2 separate regions of the Homo sapiens genome follow, and region 2 is linked to region 1. A link is an interaction called in ENCODE POLR2A ChIA-PET data of the cell type or tissue named here. Cell type or tissue: PC-9. All regions are shown on one strand.

Region 1 (5,000 bases):
GAGGTGATAACTGATTGTGGTTTAAATTTGATGATGGTTAATAATAATATGTTATATCTTTCAAAATAGCTAAAAGAGTAGATTTTAAATGTTCTCACCACAAAAAATCATACTTATTTGAGGTGATAAAGATACTAACTAGCCTGGTTTGTTCATTCCACAATGTACACATGTATAGAAACATCACAATTTTTATTTGTCAATTAAAAGTAAGACAAAAAATATTCTAACAAACAAAAAATAAATGGAAAGTCAGGACTTGCTGTAGAGAGGTGGGATGGGAGTACAGAGAAATATAAAATGGCTAATGAATAAAGGTCTCAGAGAAGGTAGGAGAAATTACAACCATGAACTGAAAGTGCTCTTTAACCGGGTTTGATATTTTCTAATAAGAATTGAGAATATTTATTTGAAATATTTGCTCAAGTCTGAAGACTAATTCATCTCTGTGACTTCAGATGCTTTCATCATAGTGTGAAATACTCATTCCGGGTCACTAAAAGAGCCAAACAAATAACCAAGTAAATGCAAACTATTATTTTTATCCAATAGAAATTGGTATTTAATCTCCTGAACACTGCTGACCTCTTCCCTAAATTTCTTCTTATAGTCTTATGACTCAGTAAGTTAGATGAGTAGCTAAGTTAATTGATTCATATAAGAATTGTGTAAATAAATTTCTGCAGTGAAAAAAAAATTGATGAAAGTCCTCTTGATCAACATCCCCAGTCCTAATGCTGCTCTTATTCCTAAGAAGAAACTACTTTTCTGAACTTGGTTTGAATTTTTTCTTGCTTTTTTTGTTGTACATGAAAACCTATCAAAGTACTCAAACCATAAATATTGTATTTTAATATTAATATATTAATTTAATATAAATATTGTATGAGGGTGGGAAGTTGCTATTATTTTTAATGTAAAAGTAACATTGTGGAATCATCTATATATTTATTATAATATCTTAGAGAGTTTCCCATATATCTACTTCCTTATTTAAGTAGTTTAGGCTTAATTTAGATATATATTACTATGGTTTATTTAGTTATCTCCTTTATGATTTTTTCTGTTAGTTTGATTTTTATTTGTTTGTTTTAGAGCTGAAATAAACATTATTGCATACGGCTCTTGGGACCTGTTTGAGGTCATTCTCTTTGTCTTTTTATAAAACATAAGAAATATTTTGTACTCTAATAATTGACATATTTTGATTAACTGGAAACTGCTAATCTGGAGTTTTGTAGATCCAATCCTGTGCAAAGCCGGGGTGAGGATTCACAAGATGAGACATTAACAAGAGAGTGTCAAAGTGGTACAGAAAAAGGGAGCACAAGCCCCATGGTGACTTCAGCTGACAGACTGATTTGTGGGCATTTTAGGGATCATTCTTGAAACTCCCAGTAACTGAGGACCTGTTAACAATGACTAATTTGTGCCAGTGAAGTTAGCATGAGCTTGGTTGACCACAGAATCAGTATAAAAATAAACTGTAAAAATTAGAAGTAGAAGGTAACCAATATCTGCTAAATGCTGGGACATGTGAGATTTACTTATCTTTGAAATGCAGGTTGAATATTAGAAGATGTTTTAGGGATAAAGGCTTTAAACCAAGAAAAGTCAGAAATCCCAAGAAGTCACTGAAGACCTTAAACTTTTTTTTTTTAACATGTAAAAAAAGGGTTCCATTAAAATTATAGTAACCTCTTACTTCTTCTTTTTTTAATTCTTTTTCTTTTTTTTTCTTGAGATAGGTTCTCACTCTGTTACCTAGGCTGCAGTGCAGTTGTATGATCATAGCTCAACTGCAGTCTTGAACTCCTGGGCTCAGCTGATCGCCCCAACTCAGCTTCTCATTACTTCTATGCTTTCTAAATGAATCCTATCAAATTCATGTTTTCTCTTAAATAATAATAAAACCTTAAATTTAAGTTTGATATTTAATGACTGTATAACTCTTTGTGGAGACAAGCAATCAAGGAAATCAGATAGGGAAGTTCAGAGATTCATTAAGGATTATCTGCAATGACTCACTTGGGACCCAGAACTTGCCCTTCCTTCAAGGGAAAGGATCTGTCCAAATGCAACCTGCCCATGGGAGCTGAAAACCCCTAATGTCTGCTGTGTCAAGCAGATGACATTTACTTGCAGTCTCTTCAAAACTGGCAAGTAGGCTCAGCTTGATTCAGATGAGACCCGAAGAATTTATTCTCTGAGGATGAGCCTGTTCTCACTCTTGCCTCATAACAAAGTGTGAGCAGTTTGTACAGAGAGAGAGTCCCATTGCTAAGAGACAGTCCCATATCTTGTGTCTGTTTCTGCATCAGACAATGAATGCTCCTTCATTATTTGCCACCAGCTGACCCTTCTGCCTGGCAGTTCTAGCCTATGCCAAATAACCTGGACGCATGTTTAAAGCAATATGTTAAAGTTGCTCTCATAAATTATTATTGATGCTAGCATTTCATTTACTTTCTACATTCAGGAAATATTAATCACCGTTTACTTTCTTACAAATTTCTAAATTCGAATTTACTTTGAAATGTTAAGATATATTTATGATGTTCTTTTTATAAGTAGTTTTTCTTTCATAGGCAATATTTATCCATCCATCCATAAATTTCTCTGTTCAGTAAGCCATGAAAATACTTGGGACTTACTTTTATGGAAATACACTAAAGCACTTATCACATAGACAAGAAAGCAAGGAAATTGCTACATACTTTAAGGGTGTGTGTGTGTGTGTGTGTGTGTGTGTGTGTGTGTGTGTGTGGTGAGTGATATGGTGGTCTATTTGGGAATGAGGGAGATGTGGTATGCATGGAAAGCTATAAGGAAAAGTTTAGACTATTCATATAGTTAAAACTCGACTGTTTATTCCAGGTTTTGTTGACTGCTGCATTATGTGAAAGCATTGTCTTCTTGAAAATGAACAGCCTATGAGCCAGTTTATGAATTGCATATATTCAAGCCAACACCAATTACAAGGAAAACAGACTAGCCTGTCTTTCTCCCGTGTGCTGCTTTTACTTAAACAGTCATTCAGGTGGAAAGATGCCAGCCTTCCTGCCCTGGGGCTTGTTTCATGCACTCACAGATGTCTGGCTCAGATTACAAACATATACAATGGCACTGATGCCAGGCTCAGCCTGGGGATTTCACCGACATCAGAGTGAAACACGAAAGTTTCAATGATCAACTGAAACACGTCAAGGATGGCCTTTGCAAATTTTAAAATAGATCTCCTTACTATCAACTTTCCTAAAAGGAACCTTCATTAAAAGATCTATATATCACTATAGGATATTTTGGTAGGACAAAAATGCCAAGGGGTGGCAGAAGAATGATTGGTAATGACAATAGGCAGAACACTCTATTAACCTGACATTGATGGGGAATGATCTGTACGCACATGTTAATTTTACAGATAAGTGAAGCTTAACTTTTCAAGCACTGAAGCTAACCATTTTAATAGAAATATTTCTAAAACACATTACACACATTTATGGCTTCTAAAGTGGAATGAATTTAGTGTAGTTTTTCCTATCCATTAAAAGTCAAAGTAACTATCTATATGAATGCTGATCTATTCTGTAATATGATGACATCAGATGGAATCTGTGGCCTGGAGAGCTAGAGAAAGGGCTATACACAAATACTTCTCAGTTTTTTTTTTTTTTTTTTATTCTCAACCAGTCAGTTGTAACTTTTACAATTGTCTGTATTCCTACCCAGAGATCTTCAAGCCCTATTCTAAACTTACTTTTTCCATATTTGCTGAATCATGAGAAACTAGATAACTATCCTTATTAGAAAAGATAAAATAAGAGTTAAGATAATTAACAAAAGTCTGTATTTCTCTGAGAGTACACTGTGAGTTAGCTATTCACTCATGTATTCACATAATACATGTTTATTATGTTCACAACCTCTAGGTGTTGAAAATACAAAGAATAAAATGACATGTGTCCTCAAGAAAGGGAAATCTGGACCAAAAAATTAAAGAAAATAAAATATGACATGTCAATTATTGAAATTCTATTATGGGTCATGAACCTTAGATGAAACCACAAAATCTTTTAAACAAAATAAAGCAACTAATATTTTTCTCATTTAATAGACAAAAGGAAACTTAAGTTTTAATAATTTCCTCAATGTCGTAAGTGGCATAATCAACATTTGAAACTTTGTCTCTCTGCATTTAAAAGGTACTAAGTTTCCCATATACTATGCTCTTTCCCAAGTGCCATTTCCATCCTATTTCTCCCCACCTACCTTCTGAAACACACAAGGAGTGTGCAAAGTGGTGCCAAAGAGGTGAGATAACTTGCACTAAGCTGTGATACTTATGAGAACCTATCCACACTTCTTTCTTTTACTATTGTGCTGACTTGCTGCCGCTTATAAATCTAAGCTTTAATTCAATAGCTTTTCCTTTGTACATCTGCTGTTATCGATAGCTAAATTTTATAGAATTAAGACAGCCAAAAAACTGAAATCAAGATAAGAGAGATGGCTGACTTTTGTGGGGCAATCTTCTTCCCAATTGGTTGATTATTATTAACTTTGCGAAGGCCAAAAAAGAACAAGCATACAGTGGCAACACAGTGGACAGAAGGAAAGCAGCGGGGTCAATAAATACTAGGTACATCGTGCATGCAATCAAGCTTGTAAAGGATCTGGACCAAGCCATATGGATGGTGAGGAGTTAACTCTAATCATGGTGTTTCGCGGAGGTTCCTGTGGTGAGCTGCTCTGCCCAGAAATACACCGCAAGGCAGCAGAGAAGGAGAAGAACCCCAGTGTCAGGGACAACTACCTGGGTATTTAAGGAAAAAAAAATAGACCCTTACTTGCTGATTTAGGGACTACAAAAAAAAAAGTCAGGAACTGAGACTAGATATTTTCAACTATGAAACATGCTTCTGTGTACACTGTTTCCATTTTTCTTCAGGTTTAGCTTGCTTACTATTCGTGTAGTAAATGTTGCTTTTTTGTTGTTTTAT
Region 2 (5,000 bases), 700 kb before region 1:
TCCTTCTCTACATTTTTCTTATGGAGACAAGCGAAACAAATTTTGTTTCTTTGAATAACTTCTGAAAAATTTGTTAAATCAATGTAATCAGAAAAAAAGTTTTAAAAAAATTTTCTATTCCTTCTATTTAATACTCTTCTGGAGGTCCTAACCAGTACAGTAAGGTGAGAAATAAAAACAAAATATAATGATGAGAAATAAATAAATATTCATGACTGATGTGATGTTATATGTAAAACAATATAAAATAACTCACAGATCATGCATTCAAATTAGTAAGAGTATAGTCATGTTTACAAGAAAGGTATAGTAACCCCAAAAGTTTGCAACCTATTGCCTGTGCTCATGGTGCAGAGACTATGCTTCCAGTAAATAAGGAAGATAACCCAGTCAAATATCCTTGTAAAAATATTGACAGACCTCCTGGCAATCAAACAAATAGTGTTTTCTTAGAGCAGAACGACTGTGGCAGTATAAACCTAGCCTGTCCACAGATACTTATAAAATCTATAGGTGACATAGATTTTATAGACAGTCACATAAATCAGGACTCAGCGAGCTTTTTTCTGTAAGGTAGCTACATAGTAAACAGCTCAGGCTTGCAGGTCACATGAAATCTCTTTTACATATTTTTTTTTCTCTCTTCTTTTTGACAATAATTTTAAAAGCCATTCTTAGCTTACCAGCTATACAAAATCATGGTAAGCTGAATTTGACCATTGGTCATAACCTGTCAATCCTTATACAGATTATTAGAAAAAAAATTGAAGATGTGTCATGTCCAAAATGACTCTTCTATGAAAATTATGCATCTGTATATATTACATAGAAACTCCATGTTAACCTGGGCAAGAATACCTGTTACTGCAGCCCAAAATGAAACTTTAAGCTGTGTTGGTGAACCCAGACCTCCTCTACTGTGCATTGTAATCAATTAAATCCTGGCAACAATTAGGAAGGCTTGATACAGGGGAAGCTCTCTGGTTTGTGTGCATCTGATTGACAATTTGAATGTTTGGAATATCATATAGGCAAAATATAATAAATAATTATATTCTTCTCATGAGGAGTAAAATAGCAGAAAACAGAATTAGTTTCACACCTTAAACAAACAAAAACTCAGACAAATTATATTTTTAAAAAATGGCTCTCAGACGTTGGTTGGCAGGAAGCATGAGGGAGGACTCCATCAGCAAAAGGGAACAATGAGTAGAGCCCAATGATTAGGTCAGCACCTTGCCTGGAGAGTGTTTCAGGCTAGAGTAGAGTGCATGAGAACTCAATAGAGCCTGGTTGTCTCCCTGATTCCAGGAGATGAAGTTAGGGAGCCCAGGGTGTCTAGAATTCCTGAAAAAGTTAAGTCTACAAGAAAGACACCTTAAATACATGAACTCAAGATAAATATAAGAGAATACAAAAACTATGCCATGTTAACACTACTCAAGAAAAATCTGAAATCATATAATAAAACAAAACAAAATAAATTTGAGAGAATAAATGTTACCAGAGATAAAGCAGGTCATTTCAAATAATACAGGAGTCCACTAAAACTAAATATGTAAATGCAAATGAACCTATCATAAAACTAAATATGTAAATGCAAATGAACCTATCATGAAGCATTATAAAACAAAAATGATACAAATAAAGTAGAAATAGACACATTTACAATGACAGTTGAAGATTCCAATACCACTTTTTGATAACTGATAGAATAAGGCAGAAAACCCGTAAAAATCTGGAAGATGAGTAACATCATCAACCACTGACCTAATGGTAATTATGGAACACTCTATCCTACACCAAAACAAAGGGTACTAATGTTCCAAGTGCACCTGGAACATTTTCCAAGGTAGACCACATCTAGTCCCAAAAAATAAGTCATAGTGAATTTGCAATTAGTAAAATAACACAGAGCTTGTCCACTGATAACAAAAATAAATTAATAATTAGTAAAAGAAATATATCAAAAGTACCAAAATATTTTAAAATTAAAAAACACTTTTCTGAATCAACTATGGACCAAAGAAGAAATCACAAGAAACATTTTAAAATATTTTGAAAAAAACTGCAATTACGATGTGTTCAAAATTGTGGGTTGCAGCTAGGAAAAAAAGAGCATTTCCCAATTTATGAACTAAGTTTCCCACAGTAATAAGCTAAAAAAATAAAGAAATTTTACACTAGCAGAAGAAAGAAAATAATTTTTAAAATGCAAAAATTAATAAAATAGAAAAAGAATCACAATAGGATTAATAAAACCAAAAGGTCATTGTTTGAAAAGATCAATATATTTGATAAATTTCCTACCTGAATTATCAGGAAAAGAAAAACAGAGAAATAACAAGGTAATATTATCAAGAATGATAAAGGAAGATATTACTAGAGATCCTAAGAGCATTTAAAGTATAATAAGGAAATATTATAAAGAATTCTTTGGTAATATATATCACAATTTAACGAAATGAACACATTTTTTGAAAGCACAGACTACTGAAGTTTGCTGAACAAGAGATAACTTGAACAGTCATAAATCTATAACAAGTTGAATTCATAGTGAAAAAATTTCCATAAAAGATACCCAAGGCCCAGATGGTTTAACGGGGAAATTTTCTGAAACATTTAATGAGAAATGATACCAATTCAAAACAAGCTCTTTTAGAAAATAGAGAAGAAGCAAACACAATGGGTGAGGCTAGAATTACTGTGATACCAAAACTAGACAAAGTTATTACAAGTAAAACAAAACAGAACAAACGAAAAAACTGCAGACCAACATCTTTCATGAATATATGCAAAAATTTCAAGCAAAATGTTTGTAAGTCAAATCTGAAAATACATAAATATATACTATATTGTCACGCAATGGATTTTATCCTGGAAATACGAATTTGATACAACATTTTGATATCAATTAATTTAATTCACCATATTAACAAATTAAAAATAAAGGAAAGAAGCATTTGATCGCCTCTATAGATGTAGACATTTTTTTGGCACAATTCAACTCTAATAATAATAAAAAGAGTTGCGTAAAACAGGAATAAAGATAATTTCTTCAACCTAACAAAAGACATTGATGAAAATTCTACAGCTGATGTCAAAACAATGGTAAAACTGTGATTATTCTCATCCTAAAATCAATAAGAAGGCAAAGCTGTTGACTCTTATACTGTCTTCTCAACATTTAACCAAAAGCCTTAGTTAGTGCAGTAAGATGAGAAAAATAAGTACAAACTGATACTCTTTATTTTCAGAAAACACATAATTGTCCATGTAGATAATTCTAATGCAACTCTAAAAGCGAACAAAACAAAACAAAAACTATTAAAACCAACAATTGAGTTTAGCAATGTTAGAGGATAAAGTCAATAGAGAAAAATTAGTTCTATTTTAAATATGCAGAAATTGAAAATTTTAAAAATTATAGAATTTTAAATACCATCAGTAGACATTAGGAATTTAAAAGTAAATTTGAGTGACACTATGAATGACCTATCCCCTGAAATCTACAGAACATTTCTAAGAGAATTTAAAGACAAAAATCAATGCAGAGATATACCATGTTCTTTGATTGGAAAAATCAATAGGTGTAATATGTCAATTTTATATAATATTTTGATTGTGATTACATGCATTTGATGTATATACACCCGTGAATCCAACACCATAATCAGAATTAACCTGTCAACACCAAAAGCTTCCTACTTCTTATTGTCACAGGATCTTTCACATGTCACTTCACCAGCTGGAAACCTCTGTGGCTGGCAGTGCCTCTGCTTAAGTTTACTTGCACCCGCTGGGCTCGTTCCGCCCACTTGGCCCACCAGGTTGCCTCAGTTTGTACTACTGGCCCGGATCCCTTGCCCTTCAAAGGCGTACCAGGCATGGAGCAGCAAGGGGTGTATGAGCGAACAAAGCGGTGTATGAGCGAGTGAGTGCGCTGTTTGGCCAGAGCTCACAGCCAGGCATGTTGGCAGCTGTGGAGGGCCAGACACCTCCAGGTGCCAGCACAGGTGCCGGCCCTGTGCGAGACTGTGGCTGGACTAGGCATACCCCAAGTAGATTCTGCTGCGGGTGCCAGCATCTAGACAGAGGGAATGCGGTGGTGTTTAAAAACTCAGTGACACCAGCAACCGTGAAGCCCCCAGGGCTGGAGAGGGCATACTACAGCTCTCATTCCTGCCGCCCATATATCACCGAATGGTGGGGGTAGGGGAGATGTATTTTCAGCTTGTTGAGCCCTGCAGCCTCGCTCCAGCCGAGGGCTCCCAGGCTGGCCTGGTCCCGCCAGTACTTCCTGTCGTGTGGAGCAGCTACCTGACATTGGCGGAGGGTAGGAGGGCTATATATAGTATTACAATTCTGGCTCGGGGATTCCCGAGGTCTGGGCCCCTAGAAGGATTGCTGCTCTTTACTCCTCCAGTTTGGCAAATGCGAGCAGGTCACTACCTACAGCTCAGCGCGCTCGTCAGGAACATGTTATAGCTCCTTTAGCTCCTACCTGCAGCTTGGCGATCCGGCCAGGAAAGCGTTACAGCCCTTTTTGCACCCGCTGTTCTGTGGGTCCCGGGTTTATGTCCAGGAAGAATGAAGTTGCACGGTCAACTGAAGGGTGAGCACGGTGGAGAAGAGTTTTACTGAGTAACAAAACAGCTCTCAGCAGCGAGAAAAAGCTGAAGACGGTAGCTCCTAACGCAGCCTGGTAGTCGACAGCTGTGGCCGAGTCCAGGGGTTTTTATATGCTCAGAATGAAGGACGTGCATGCTGATTGGTCCATGGGTGGGCTCTGAAAGAAGAACCATTTGATTGGCTGAAAGGCATCAGGAAGTTCTCACTTCCGGTTGTGGATTCTACCTGGAACTGGCAGCCCGGTTTTCAGGCTTTTCAGGCTTTGGCTTGAAAGTTGGATTTCACCAGGGACCCACCCTGATCTGCCTAGGAATTTGTCTGCCTCCTGCCACTATCACTATTATAAAACATCCCTTCCTCCAATTACA

What was found. ChIA-PET counts read pairs that join two places held together with the same protein. Peaks named below come from ENCODE experiments on the same cell type or tissue, not always from the same donor. Only the 100,000 strongest peaks of a DNase experiment are listed, where the experiment ranks them.
Region 2: POLR2A ChIA-PET joins it to region 1 with 6 read pairs; 1 of 35 experiments calls an interaction of 5 or more read pairs at or near these places.

Annotation. Positions count from the first base shown.
Region 1 is chr5:106,091,264-106,096,263 of GRCh38, forward strand. No RefSeq gene overlaps it. Among named protein-coding and RNA genes, the nearest start is that of LINC01950, 920 kb to the right of the region's middle. In PC-9, no CTCF peak of the experiment used is centred here; a DNase peak (open chromatin) is centred at 3,058.
Region 2 is chr5:105,388,257-105,393,256 of GRCh38, forward strand. It overlaps LOC105379110 (a long non-coding RNA gene), which reads right to left and starts at 4,714. Exons shown (of 3, transcript XR_948650.3): 1 at 4,505-4,714. RefSeq lists an enhancer at 3,442-4,271. In PC-9, no CTCF peak of the experiment used is centred here; a DNase peak (open chromatin) is centred at 4,775; H3K4me3 peaks cover 1,543 bases.